2 separate regions of the Homo sapiens genome follow, and region 1 is linked to region 2. A link is a contact called in ENCODE Hi-C or POLR2A ChIA-PET data. All regions are on one chromosome and are shown on one strand. Each heading gives the region's core, a stretch centred on a gene start or an enhancer-like site at or near the end of the contact. The rest is flanking DNA. Distances are from core to core; before and after follow the strand shown. Region 1 overlaps EYA4 (EYA transcriptional coactivator and phosphatase 4). Region 2 has its middle 24 kb from the start of LINC00326.

Region 1 (7,794 bases), core at 5,000-7,499, 310 kb after region 2:
CTCCTTAAAAAAAATAGCTGCTGCGCAGGTCAAGCCCAAATCAGACAAATGGAACAAATTCTATAGCCACAGCCAGAAAGTGGTTATGGCTGCTAAGTCTAGGGGTTCCCAGAACTGGAATAGATGGTGTCTGTAATGATCTTGCTGCCAAATATAGAGCATTGCATGGAATGAAAATAGTAGAAGTTTATTTGATTGAGCCCTGAGCCAGCTGCCAATCAAAACTGAAAGTAAATAAATCTTGTTTACTAACATAGAACTGTTCTCTCCCTCTCTGCCCCTGATTCCCCCTCCTCGGACTCTACTTCAGCTTTAGCTTCTTTAAGGAGGAAAGAATGGAGCTGGGTTCTCTCTGTCCTGAAAGAGGTCCACAGTTCTTACATGCCTCTCTCCAAGTATGCTGGGAAACTCTGGCGAGGGCAGGGACTTAAACTTTTATGGCTCTGTGAGATACACATTAAGGAAATATTAACTGGCCCAATTTATCATCCTGCCCAGTCCGATGAAGGAGGGGATAGCTGAATTCAGCCAAGGTGGTTTGAACATGGTTTGCAGTGGGGGAAGGAAGCTAGCAGACCTTACGGGTGGGGCCTTTGTTCCAATTAGTGTGTCTTTGTTGTAGCTTCCCCTGCTGAATTGTAGATGACTGTACTATGGATGTTTATGAAGTCCAGAGGGGAGTCTCCTGACCAGGAAGAGTTGCAAGTACAGAAGTGCTTCTTCCTTTGGGGCCCCACAACCCTAATGACCTCTTTGGAGCTTCAGTTCTCTATGACTGATGGTATTGCTGATTGGAGCCTCTTGCAAAAGGAAGCAGCATTCACCCTTGGAGTTCTGGACTCACAGCTCTGACGTTGAAACAGGTATATTCCTTTAAAGAAGGGTCTCTTCTAGTTAAACTGAATGCCTGGCCCGTGGAGACCTTGTAACTCTTTTTTTTTTTTTTTTGACGGAATCTTGCTCTGTCACCCAGTCTGGAGTGCAGTGGCGCGATCTAGGCTCACTGCAGGCTCCGCCTCCCGGGTTCACGCCATTCTCCTGCCTCAGCCTCCCCAGCAGCTGGGACTACAGGCGCACGCTGCCACGCCTGGCTATTTTTTTTGTATTTTTAGTAGAGACAGGGTTTCACTGTGTTAGCCAGGATGGTCTGGATCTTCTGACCTCATGATCCGCCCGCCTTGGCCTCCCAAAGTGCTGGGATTACAGGCGTGACCCACCGCGCCCGGCGAGACCTTGTAACTCTTGAGCCTGATGTTCCCGCTTTCGGGTCCAGTCATACTCATTGAATAACAAGGGAAGGGCCCAACAGGCCTGGGTTGTCAAATGGAAATGGCAAATTTAGGAATGCAGCCAGCCTGAGGCAAGCAGCATCTTAACCTCACTTGAGAAAGTGGCAGCTCTAATCTCCCACTCTGCTGCCTGATTCACCAAGGTTCCCCTAAGTACCTGGGCCTGCCTCACTTATGGATCAGCTAACCTGAAACCTAATGGTATCCAGTGGGTTATGTTCAGCCTCACCATCACCTGCTCAACTAGAAATGGACATTGTTTCTGTGCTCAGTGTTCACAATCAAGGAAGTGCTCTTAGCCCTGGCCAATACTCCCCTTAATGAATCTTGCTGTGTTTTTACTGTCTCTGGGAGTGTTGCAAGTGTTGCCAATGACCTAGGTGTTTGGGCTGCCACTTGAAAAAATGCCAACTGGAAGATTATAAACTCCCCTCTTTGGGGCCACAAGCTGTGGAAATGGTTGGGCTGTCACAGTTATTTATATAGATGGTAAGGGCCTATTCTCTGATGAAAAGCAATGGGAATCAAGCTGCTGGTTCCACTTGCACCACCCAGATTGCCACCACTGCTGCCTCGCTTCATCAGGGTGTTGGACATGCGACACACCCACAGCACAGACTGGGCACAAGGTGAAGGACTTCTGATATCGAGGTGACTGGCATCACAGACTTGGGGCTCCTGCCAATAGTTGACCTGTTTGTCTCAATGAAGGAAGACACATTGTATGTACAGGGAGTTACTTCTGCTAATTCTTAACAGATTTACTGCATTTGACTCCTCTTGAAACTGGCGGTGGTGCCTCACTGCTGTTGACACATTTTCAGGTTATGAGTTTGCCAGGTGCATTCCAGTTAGTCAAAGCCAGTGGTGCACCTTTTATTGTAGAAGCCAGGGCTGATAGTCAAAGTATTTGATAGTCTTTCCATGCTCCCTACAGTACATAGGCACTTTGTATTGTTGAATGTTGGAATGGCTTCCTAAAATCAACTCAAAAAGATTTAAAACTCTACCTGCCTAATCTCCTCCTGGTTTGGACACGTTAATAAGACAGTTGGGTCATTAACTGCAACTGGCCCAGTTAGGGATCATCCTCTTTTTGTCCTTTCTTGGTTATGATCAGGATGAAAATAGGTTATCTAGAACTATTTTGAAAATTCAGGATATCATCCTGACCATTTCTAGACATGATGAATCTTTCTTTCTCCTAATACCTATCTCAGGCTAGACTGTTTGGTACATCTGCTGGGTGGCAGCCTGGTCAAAAGATGGAACAGGAATTCAAATTTATTCTGGTTCAGCCTCTTGAGTTTTCTTATTGGATTGCATTATCTTAGGATATTGATCGCTTGGTTGGGTAAACTGCTCACCAAGCGCCCCCAAACCTTGTATCCTTGAGTCTTCTTCCTGTATTCACGAAACGGAGGCTAGCTACCATGTTAGCTTGCACATAGGGTAAAATCTCAGACCTTTCATAATTCTTGACATCTACTTATGTATTGAAATAGTTTTAGCCACTTCCTGCCGAATGGATTGAAGAGTTAATGGTACAAATTGGGAGTTTATCAGTTGTACCAGGGGATTTTAATTTATGGAGGTGACTGAGTGACAACATGGAGAGGCCAATGCCATCGAAAGATTATTTTTATTACTTACATTTCCCAAGAGGAGGGGGGGCACTTACATTAAATGTAAGTAATTTTATTACTTACATTTCCCACGATGGGGCGCATGGGGAAGCACTGGGTTTGGTCAGGATGCAGAAGGAGGAAGGGAAAGCCTGGGCCATATCCTTTAGTGGGGTTTCTGTGGGAAAGGGAAGGGCAGAGGAAACAGTTTAGGACTGGCTAGTTTGAGTAATTTCAGTGGGCTGTGGGTTGTAGGGGTGATACCTGGTTGTCTGGTACCTGGCCCTGGGAGATTTAGGGAAGGGGAGTATTGACTTACTGATGAGAAGTTGATAAAGGGGATAGTTGAGGGTGTGGTCTCTGGATTGGTTAGCTGCATATGAAGGGCATGATCCCAGACCAGCCCTTTGCACTAAGAATTGGCTAGCTCTGGGAGTATAGTCTCTTCCCATTCAGTGAGGCCACAAATTCCAGAGCATCGGAATACAGAAAATAATGAAATAGAGTTGATATAACTGGCCTTGTGATAAATGGATGCCAAATAGACAAACACAATATAAGAAAACAGTTTTAGAGGAGAGAAACTGCTTAGGGGATTACTGTAGTAATCCAAATAGGAGATGACATTGGTTTTAACTAGAGAAGTGGCTGAAGAGATGAAGAGAAGTGAACAGATTTGAGACATATTTTGAAGCCTGCATCAATTCAATTGATGATGAATTTAGATATAGAGTTTGTGGAAAGGGAGGACTCAGTGACTCCTGTTTCCGGCTTTACCTAAATGAAACATTTTGGACGGTAAATATAGCATTGGTAGAGAAATAATAAAGAGTTCAGCACTGGACATGTTCAAGTTCCATATGGCTGTGAGATTATTTATGTAGAGGTATAAGTTAGGCAGGAGAGTGAGAGAGTTTAGAACTAAGAGGATGAATCTCAGGTGGTGATAAAAATTTGGGAACCTACACTATATAGACAGTAGTTAAGGCATGGCACTAGATGAATTATCCAGTAGAGTTTGAATGACTGGGGGCAGATCATGCATTTGCCCACAGCCCCACCTCCATTTGACCTGCTTCTCTCTTTTAAATAACCATCTTGGCTTCTGAATGTATGTGAGTTTGTCAGCCTTAATAGGCAAAGAAGGAAGACAGTTAAGCAAATGGCAAATGAAATGATTGCATTGATTTCTACGTGGTATTTGTTATACAGTGGCATGGACATGATTTGTTAAGTGTTTAACTAAAAGTAGTCCCTTAGGTTTTGGATTTTATATTCTATGTAGATAACACATCAGTAGCCTGGCTAAGGAAGCTGTGGTGGCTGTTTAGTTTTGATTTCATGTGGTCTTTTTCAAAGTAGCAATTTAGGGGCTTATTGAACATACAGAAATTGTACATTGTTTTTCTTCGTTCTCTAATGCTTGCCAGTAGTTATCAGAATTACATGACTATGCTTTTGTTTTTTTCTTTGTTCTCCCATGTTGGCTCTGTTTTATCTCTTAATGTCAAATGTCATTTCTTGGAATCATTCAGGAAGTTCTTTTAGTTAGTTTGCCAGTAATGAAAAGTGGCAAGAAATGCTGTAAAAGAACCTGGAGGTATTTCACAGCTTTGGAGATGAAGGGTGCTTGATAGATTACTAGACAAGTAGTCTTACTAAACTGCTCACCAAGTGCCCCCATAACCTGGATCCTTGGGTCTTCTTCCTATATCCGTGCAACTGAGGCTACTGTGTTAGCTTACAAGCAGGGTAAAATCTCAGACTTTTTGTGATTCTTGCTGCCTACTTATGTGTACTCATGCTGAGAAGAGTAGAAGACACGAAGAAAGGAAGTATGTAAGCAGCTTCCTTGTGCTAAGAGTTATGGAGAGGGAGTAGACAAAGTAAATGTAAAGGATGCACCCCATGAAACTGCAGTAATTAATTTATTTTCTTGATTTTAAAAATACGTATATATGTGGCAAGACTTCTACCAAACTTAACAGGTGTCATTACTGACTAAATCTTGATTCGCATATTACTTTGAAGGATATTCATGCATCCAACAAATACCAGTGTAGTACTGACAATGGGAAAGTCACTGCTATTTAATATATCAGCTGTCAATAGTTCATAATAGCTTCACTTTTATCAGAATGTGTGGCTGACTCTCATAGATTGATGGACTCAAAAGCACTGTATAGAGGTTTTGGAGGTCAGGGTGCCATTTTCAACATTTTAAAACAAGGGAAATTAAGAATTTACCCATAGTAAGGCTGTACTGGTTTTTAAGAATATCCAGTTCCTTTGATTTTGGCTATCTTATTAACTATTAATAATTCGTACCTACAGGATGTCATAATAATTAGCAGCATTGAATGATTGCTATGTGCTTGGTTTTAAACATGGGGTAATGAAAACCGTTATTGTTAAATAAAATATATATGGAAGATGGAGTCTTTCAGAATGTGTGGTTCATATTCAAAAATAAATACTGGCACTCTGAGATGGAAACCTCTATGTTTGTTCCCAGGTCACATAATTAATTGGTGGCAGTATGCTGGAACCAGAAGGGCATCCTAGACATCTCTGTTTATAAAATGTTATTAAAAATCATCTATGCAATTTTCCCACTTGGTTATAATGGTACAAAGTAAAGGGATACCATTTCTCTGTTTCTAGGAACACTTTGGTGTCCTGGTGTAAGCTGAGATAAAGATTATATTTCTCATCAGAAAAATTATAGTTATTTGTACTCTTTAAAAATTGAAACTGCAAATGACATTTGTTTTCACGTTTATATTTATAAAGTCTTCACCACACTTTGTTTGTTGTTCCTACCTCGCCCCGCTTTAAGATTAGGGAAGAAAATTACAATCCACCCAGGCTTCTTTAATGCATGAAGAACTTATTCTCCCAGAGTTTTAGGCAAGGTTCACTGGGCCTCTATTGTAACAGGAACAGACATATATTTTGCTTCAGTGAGTGTTTCTTGAGCTCATAAGCATTTTGAAAATATTGAATGACTTACAGTCCCTTAAGAAAGTAGCCATTTAAAAAAGCATATTCAGTTGAACTTTAAAAATATAATTTATACCACAATACTCAACAGGCTCCAACTGCTTGAAAGTATTTGGCTGCAAAGACATTATTTTTAGTGATCCTAACCATACTAGGAACAAAGAATTGCGTCTGTCAAAATGGGATCTCTGGCGCTCTAAAATAATCCACATGCTTTGTGAACTTTGATGAAGTCAGGCAGCTCTCTGTCATATAAATATCATAGTGGCATCAAAACCTGGGCTGACCATGTGCTGCAGGTGGAATGCACACACTCACCCAGTTTCGCAGCAGAAGCAGCTGACACTAGTAGGGAGACAGCGCCGTCTTCAGTTCCTAAAGCCATTGGGGCGTCTGTGTGCTGTCCAAACCTGAAATAGGTAAATGATTCTTCATTCAATCCTCCCTTGAAAATGAAAATGACTTCAGTAAATACTTGTGCTACAAATTACTCAGATGCAGTATTTACTCTTTTCCTGTACGTCACTGTATCATTTAGAGCCAAACTGTAAAGATTATGAGAAAAAAAGAAATAAACTCAGTGTTAGATAAACAAATTAGAGACAGGAAATGCTACACTGAAATACTGTCTGAAGAACTTATGAAATGAGTTTAATCTTTCTTTTAAGATCTGTTAAGACATTTTTGAAGGGATGAGAGATGAGTTGGAAGATACTGTTTTCTTTAAAGAAAATAATTATTTTTCATAAGCTATTAGAATAAAAGGGAATGTTAATATCAGATAATAGCATTATTATCTGATTTTATTATCTAATCATTAAGATTACTCACATTATCCTTATCTCTTGAATTTATCTATTCTTGTTTCATTTTCATTTCATTAGAAATTAATATATCCCTCTCTTTCGTAAACATAAAAGACTTTATTTTATAAAATATATTACATAAAATGTTAACATCTGTGTGAGCATTTATAATTGTGTTCATCCCTTCAGTCTACCTCAGATGAAAATATATACAAAATAAATTAAATAAAAATGTCTGTAATTATCTTTCCATTTTGTTGACATACATGTGTACCTAAAACTAGAAGAGAGCCCTGTACTTTTTAGAGTGAAGTAATAATGAAAGTGAAATCTTACATACCTTGTCTTATCCAAAAAAACGAGAACAAACAAAAATGTAAAATGTTGGTAGGGAACTTTAAATGAATACCATCCTTATTGATATTAACTTGCCATAAAGTGTTTCTCCTACAGAAATGTTTTGCTTTAAAGAAATTTAAAGTAAAATTTGCTTTTTGAAAATTTAATGCAGGGATTTAATTCTGAGTGGTTTACAACAATGGGTTATGAATGTATCACCATGACAGCAGGTTGCTAGAGTCTAGGAGTCAGGAGATGTGGCTTCATTAAAAGCACCTCCAGATAATGCCCTACGTTAGATTTCACTGAAAGACAGGAGCTGCTGATGAGGGTGACCTCTGACATCAAGTCATCTTACTATAAACAGAAGGGCGTGGAAAGCCATTGGTCGGAACCAGGAGTGTTTACTATCCAGGTCTCCTCCTATTTAACCTACATAACTGCACTGCTCCTGGAGCCCGAAGGTTCACGCCAGAGCAAGGTGCTTTTAAGGCTACCTGGGTGTTGGTTAGAGACTATAAACCTCTCAGAGCATTCTGTAAACCTCGACACAGTTTCATTCTACTGACAATGGAGACTGGAATTTATTGGCTGCTGAACTTCACACACACGCACTACAGAACTGACTTCCAAATACAGCTGGAATAAATTTCAGGTTTTGGGGTTTTGAATGAGGTAAGTTGCATTTAGCTTTTGGTTGAAGCGTTATCATTATTATTATGTTCCATGGGC
Region 2 (6,991 bases), core at 508-3,007:
TATAGGTCTGTGGCCCGGGAGCAATAGGCCAGCTATTTCATAGAGCTTAGGTGTGTCACAGGCTCTACAACCTAGGTCTGTGTAATTTCACTTAATGATGTTCACACAATGATGAAATCACCTAAAGGTGCATTTCTCAGTCGTATTCCCATCCCTAAGCAATGCATGACACTGTGTGTGTGTGTGTGTGTGTCTGTGTGTGCTTATAATGAAATATTCTTCAGCCTTAAAAAAGAAAAAAGAAAATTCTGCCATCTACAAAAACATGGATGAATGCAGAGGGCATTATGCTAAGTTAAATAAGCCAACACAGACAAATAAATGAATGCTCCTGTTTATGTGCAGAAGCAGAGTAGAATGGTGGTAGTCAGGGGCTGGAGGATGGGGAAACAGGGAGAAAAAGGGACAAGTTTTAGTTATGCAGGATGAATAAGTTCTGGAATCTAATGTACAGCATGGTGACTATAGTTAATAACACTGAATCATGTACTTAAAATTTGCTAAGAGAGTTGATCTGAAGTGTTTTCACCACACACAAAAAATCATAACTATGTGAGGTGATTGGTGATTGGATATGTACATTAGTTTGACTTTGACAATCATTTCACAGTGAATACCTATGTCAAATCACCACATTGTACAGCTTAAATAAATACAGCTTTGGCAAGTATACTCAAAAAAGATTGAAAATTACAAAAAACATTCTATATTAAATGTGGCAAATATGCATGCACTTTTTATTTATTCTATGAGCCTAGTACAAATTTAATTTTGCTAGCAATATTAAAGTCAATTAAGCTATGTTTTATTTACAATGGTGATAACTTTTTCACTCAAATCATTTACTATTAAAAGAAAAACAATTTTTATTATTGCATGAAACAAATATTTTTAAAAATTGATGTCAATGTTACCAATTATAATTCTTCTTTTCCATTTTTTTGTTGTTAATGAGGAAAAATATATTTAAATTTAAAAATATGTAAAAATTTAAAGTTCAATTTTTGGCTGAGTGGAAAATCCTATGGGATAAAATGGAAAGAGAAAGAGCCTCGGGGTCAGCAGACCTGGATTTTAATCCGGATTCTGTCACTTAAAAACAGTTTCTTTCTAAACTTGAATACTTTAATCTTTGTGAATTTCCAGTTTTCTGCCCTGTAGACTGGGGACAATAACACATATTTTGTAAGGCAGTAAAAAAGAGTAAATGAGAAAAAATATGGAAAATGCTTAGTTTAATATGCATAATGCTTGGCATATTAGAACACTAACTAAATGTTAATTTCTTTTCCATAGTTACATGAGCATTCTTTCATATCAATAGATCTTAATTCATCCAATGTCTCAGAATTTTTATTAGAAAAAATACTATTAAAAATTGTTTGATAATATTTTCAATCCTTAAAACTTCTGATAATTTGGCTTAATTATGTTCTTTTTTCATTAGAAGTTTCTAAATTATGTCTAATTTAATGATTGCAGTGATCAAAATTGACTCAAATGAGAAATCATTCAGGTTCTGAATTTCTAGAGGAAGAAAAGACAAAGTGGACAAAAAAAGGAAGAACGAATAAAATCTTGAACAATAGTATAGTAATTATACTGGTAGTAATTGAATAAAAAGTTATCTTCTGGATTAAACACTTAAGAGGATTTTTCCTTTACAGCCAATCCGTAGTGATGGGAGATCCACTGAAGTCATCTCATGATGTGTGTTGTCGGGCTATTTAAAGGCTGCTGTTTCACTTCCAAACTTCACTCCCTTCTGACGTCTTCAGTGCTGTTCACTTGGCAACCTTGGCTACTCTTCAGCAGATAATTTGTACTCTACATAAGCATTTAGAAGAACCCAGAGTTAAACCAAGGATAAGAGTCATCGGTAACATTTATAGTTACTGAACTCCTCACTATGTGTCACAAAGTGGGTCAGAGGGTGCATCTTTCAGGAGAAAAAGAACATTCTTTTAGTGCTATTTCTACTTCCACATTGATACGACAATGATTCCTACAGCTAAATTAAGGTTTGACCTCATGTGTCAAATGATTTTTGTTTAGTCAATAGATTTTTTTCTAAATGTTATCCTCTCCAAAAAAATCAGAAATTTAGCATTTAAGTTATGCATGATCACAAGTACATATATATATACACACACATATATATATGCAAGAACAGCCTTTTCTTGACAATAATTCAATGCGAGAAAAATTTAGATAAATGTATTGAATGTACAAAAGTGTAATAAAACCCCCTTTAGTTTAATAGATAAAAGAGCATTGTGGGGAGTTTTTTCTTTGCAGGGTTGGAGTATGTGCTCTGCTCATGGAAACCAGCTGTCATGCCACTTCCCAGCACTCGGAGGGAACAGAAACTTGTTTCTTCTCTACTGTTAAAGCAAAAGGGTGTGCCCAAGGCAAAGATTAGAGTGGCTGTGGATCTGCAGGTGGTTTTACGTATTTGCGGTGAGGTCAAAGAAACATCTTTTTTTGCACTTCTTCTTTTCTCCAAATTGGGCATTGCCTGAAATGGACGCATTCAGCAGCACTGTGGGATGAGATATGTACAAGGCATCATTTCCCTCTAAGGCAAATACCTTCACTGCTGGCAAACCTTCAGAATTTGCAAGCTCAGCCAGCACCTTTGACCCGGCCACACAGCTGACAGCACAGTTGGCAGTTGGTAGCTTCCATTTATCCTAGGTCAGCTCCCGAGGCATCGGCATAAAATGAAATAAAGATTTGAGCAGTCACTTCAGAAATGAAAATGGGAATGCCCAATAGTTTGCTTCAGTTTGCTCAGGCTGAGAACCATTTATTAAGCTGGTAAAATGGGAAAGTCATACATGAGAGTACCTGCTCAGGAGAAAGAAATAGATTGATCAGACACATTATCTAAAGATCCAGAAGAGAAATCCACTGATTTCTAACAGTCAACCCACTGATGGCTTGAGATGTAGTTGAGACTACCACACATTTCAGTAGGCAGATATTGTCACCTTCATATCCTCAGTGCCTAGCACTGTGCCTGGTAGTTTGTGCTTAGTCAGTGAATGTTTGCGCAATTAATGAGTAAAGCCCATATGTGTATATGTTTATAATAATTATTTTTTCTAGTTCATGTAACTAACGAATGAAATTCCCAAGTCATTGTTCTATGAGGAACAGGATGAGAAATAAGGAACTAATATTTTTCTTCCTACTGTATGCTAGACATACCAAATTTGCATAGTGAGAAATGGTCAAAACAAGATTGAAAGGTAGGTATGTTTCATGCTAAAGTCCATGGGTTTTTCACTTTACCTAAAACTTAAATGTCATCAGTTGCAAAGCATTTGGAGGAAACACTGTGTATAAGGAGATATTCATCAAGAATTCTATTTTAAATTATGATTATCTTTCTATATGACAGAAAAATACCACTTAAAATATAATGGATTGAAAAGATTCTTTTGAAGAGATACAAAATATACAAAAATATATACTAATTTGGAATAAACTTAGTAAGACATATGCAGAAACTAATGAAAACAAAGCTCTAAAGCTTTACTCAAAAATATATAAAACAATAAATGGAGAGATATATTTTGTTCTCTCCATTTATTATAATAATATATAGATGGGAATATATAATATATATAGATGGGTTATATAGAAGGGAATATATGATAATATATAGATGGAAATTTTCAACACTGTATAGTTGTCGCTTCTTCCCCATATTAATGTATACATTTAATGAAATTTTAACCCAATATGCACAAAAATAACTCTTCTTTGAAATTTGACCACTAGTTCTAGAATTTATTTGGAAAAATAAATGGAGGAAACTAGGCAAGATTGTTTTTAAAAGAAAAACAATAAGACCTACTTGCATTATCAGATATTAAAATAAATTATAAATCACATTACTTAGAGCAGTGTGGCACTGGCATTAGAATTTACAGCAGATCATTGGAAGCATAAATAAATTGGATAGATGATAAATACGTTAATAAATGATATGTGTAAAATGAATGTGATAAAGATGAGATTTCAAATTAGTGATGAAGTAACGGATTATCCAAGTAATGGTAATCAGATCTTTGGTTTAAAAATGCAAAAAAGGAGTTAGACGGCTGTTATATTAAAAAATTTTATTCAGGTGGTTTATAGAATGAAATATAATAGCTTAAAGACAAATGTCTTGCTGATCTTGGAGTGGAGTGTAGAGAAAATAAAAGAAAATATTGATAGATTTGGGTTGAAACATAAATAAAACCAAAAAGCAAATTACAAACTGTAAAAAATAGGATCAACATATTGCAGAAAGATTGTTAATATCTTCAGATTATAAACCATTTTAAACGAAAAGAATGAACATCACAGCATAAAAAGAGAGATATGAACAGGCAAGTCACTAGATGTATATGACCAATAAACTTGTACATAATTTTAAACATTCCTTAGTCATCAAAGACATGCTAATTAAAACAAGACATCATTCCTTGCCAAATCCATGGACCAGGGGATATCTTTCTTGCATTTGCAGTCTTGTTATAGATCTTGCCTCCCCTGCTGCTGTTGCCCTGGGTTGGGTTGGACAGAATTGTCTTCCACCAGTATTTGTTGGGCATCATTTTCTCCCACCTGAGCTGAAGCACTGAGGACCTCCCTCCAGATACCAAATACCTCCTCATTGCTCTTTGGATAAAATGGAGATATGGTTTATTTCCTTTCTGTGATACCTCCTCTTAGGGAAATACCTGCATCATCTTCTTTATTTCCCAGGGACTTATTAAGTTTTATTGGAATAGCTTTTCCTGGATTCCCCAGCCTTCTGTTGGACCAACATATGATCTTAATAAAGAACTGGCCAGAGAGCCCACTTCTAGCACTGGACCCCATGTGGCACTGAGACTGGAATAGCAGCTCCCTTCCAATAACTAAGTCTTTCTAGGGGTCAGGCTTATTTTGTTGGGGATTTCCTCTCAGGCTTCCTGCAATAGCAAAATCCCAAAGACTCCAGACATATTCACCCCTCTCTGATTTGCCCTTAGAGTTGAAGTGAGACAATCTCTCTCTCTCTTTTTTTTTTTTTTTTTGGTATCATATGCCCATGAAAGGGAGTTGATTTTTTTTCTTGTATATGTTTTAAAATTTCTCTAAATCTCTATCATGAACTGGCCTTACTTCTGTAATTTTAAAATGCTATTTTAAGAGTAAATATGTGTACTGAAAAATACAAATTTTATTTCGTGAGTTCCTAGCCCAGGGATGTTGACTCCTTAGCAAGACCTTTTTCCTGAGCTAAAGATCAAGATCTATATTTTACCTTATCCCAGGCAGGATAAGCAACATTTACAGATATTTTAAATTGAATAAATGGAAGTTGAAGTTAAGCCCTTAGTTCATTTTTAGATTTCTCTAGTTTTGTTAAGTCATCTGATTTTTTTTTTTTTTTTTTTTTGCTTTTAACGTATAGCTCAGTCTGTTAAATAGAAACTCACATCTTGACCCTGGCATTTAATAAATTCCTTTGAAGGTTGCTTTCAAAATAAAATAGAATATTTCCCATATTTGCTACAATTATACCTCCCACAAAACATGCAAAGGATATGTGAGAAAATGTTTCTAATTTACATAGTGTCTCCTAAAAGTTGGTTTGAACTTGGAAAAGAGCTAAAACTATAAATATTTTAAGGGTGTTTATGGGCAACTACTAATTTGTTCAAAGCTTACATTTCATATATTTAAACCCTATTATAATGACAAAGTTCTTGACATACACTGTGATATTTATGCTTTTAGATAGTTTACATACTTTATTTAAACAATTCTCATTTATTTACTCCATAAAGTTTGATTTTAAATTGTCTAGGAACAAAGATTATGGACTTTTTTGTTCTTTAAGCATTTCTTCCTGGTGATTATCTAAGTATTTAGTATATACAAGTTACTAAACGAATCAGCCAACATATTTATTGCCCACTTATTATGTGAAATATTCAATAATAGGAATTGAAGGTCATTTAAGAGAAAAAAAGTGTAGTGCATTATACTTGTCCCCAGTCTTGAGGAAACAATCTATGTATACATAGAAAAGAGTAACTATGGGGCAGCACCTAGTGACAAACAAGTGACAAAGTTGATATTAATGTAGATGAGTAAGTAGCCATGCGGAGGAGCAAAAAGGATAGTCATGAGCCTGCCATATAGTAGGTGCTCAACAATTGCTGTTTGAGTGAATATATTTGTTAAATTAAGTACCCAGTAAGTACTTATTGTCCCTTATTCTTATAACGCCCTGAAGAAGGCATCATTAGCATCACTTTTGATGAGAAGAAAATAGACCTTCACAGAGGTTCTAGGTAGGAAGCATTCTAAGTGGTACAGTAGGGGGTTTCATAGCCACATCTGTTTGACTCAAAGATCTATGCTTCCCCTCTCCAACTATATTGCTTCTTGTAGACAGAATGCTTTTGCTATGGCCACCTTGAAAAGGTGGACCTACTTTTGTAGGGATGTTCATTTGTTAAGTCATTCTTGCAACAAATACTGACCACTCACAATATACCACATACTGTCCTGGACACTGGAGATACAATGGTGAGTAAAAGCGGACAATGTCCCATATGAAATTTAAAGTCTCTTCAAAGGATAGCAATAAAAATACCACATATCAAAAAAAAAGTAGTTAGAATGAATAAAACCTACTATTTGCTAGCACAACAGGGTGACTGTAGTCAATAATAAATTAATTGTACATTTTAAAATAACTAAAAGAGTGTAATTGGATTATTTGTAACAAAAAGAATAAATGCTTGAGGGAATGGAAAAATATCACAAAATTCGATAAAAAGTTGAAATTTGAATTGTATGAGAAAGAAGATATGCGTGGTACTAGAGAGCTTACAGTAAATAGACTTGGTCTTATTAAGGTGTTCAGGATCCTAAAGTCTGAAGAGTAAGTAAGCTTGAACTTTACAATTTGGAAAATAAAGAATATTCCAGATCC

The links. Hi-C counts contacts between places; a loop is a spot of excess contacts on that map. ChIA-PET counts read pairs that join two places held with the same protein, here RNA polymerase II (POLR2A). Pooled maps may share reads with other maps.
Region 1: a loop to region 2 is called in a map of gastrocnemius medialis, with 2.6 times the contacts of the local background. The contact joins two enhancer-like sites. A Hi-C loop is called at or near these places in 1 of 168 maps with a recorded cell type or tissue (gastrocnemius medialis) and 2 of 50 pooled maps. POLR2A ChIA-PET finds 5 or more read pairs at or near these places in 1 of 52 experiments (activated T-cell).

Annotation. Positions count from the first base shown.
Region 1 is chr6:133,362,547-133,370,340 of GRCh38, forward strand. The region is part of intron 2 of EYA4 (EYA transcriptional coactivator and phosphatase 4); the gene reads left to right. Among named protein-coding and RNA genes, the nearest start is that of EYA4-AS2, 90 kb to the right of the region's middle. Within about 2 kb of position 6,250, at least 2 of the 41 ENCODE cell types and tissues checked have a DNase peak (open chromatin) inside an H3K27ac peak, as active enhancers do; they include gastrocnemius medialis, where a contact is called at or near this core.
Region 2 is chr6:133,060,499-133,067,489 of GRCh38, forward strand. No RefSeq gene overlaps it. Among named protein-coding and RNA genes, the nearest start is that of LINC00326, 24 kb to the right of the region's middle. Within about 2 kb of position 1,758, at least 3 of the 41 ENCODE cell types and tissues checked have a DNase peak (open chromatin) inside an H3K27ac peak, as active enhancers do; they include gastrocnemius medialis, where a contact is called at or near this core.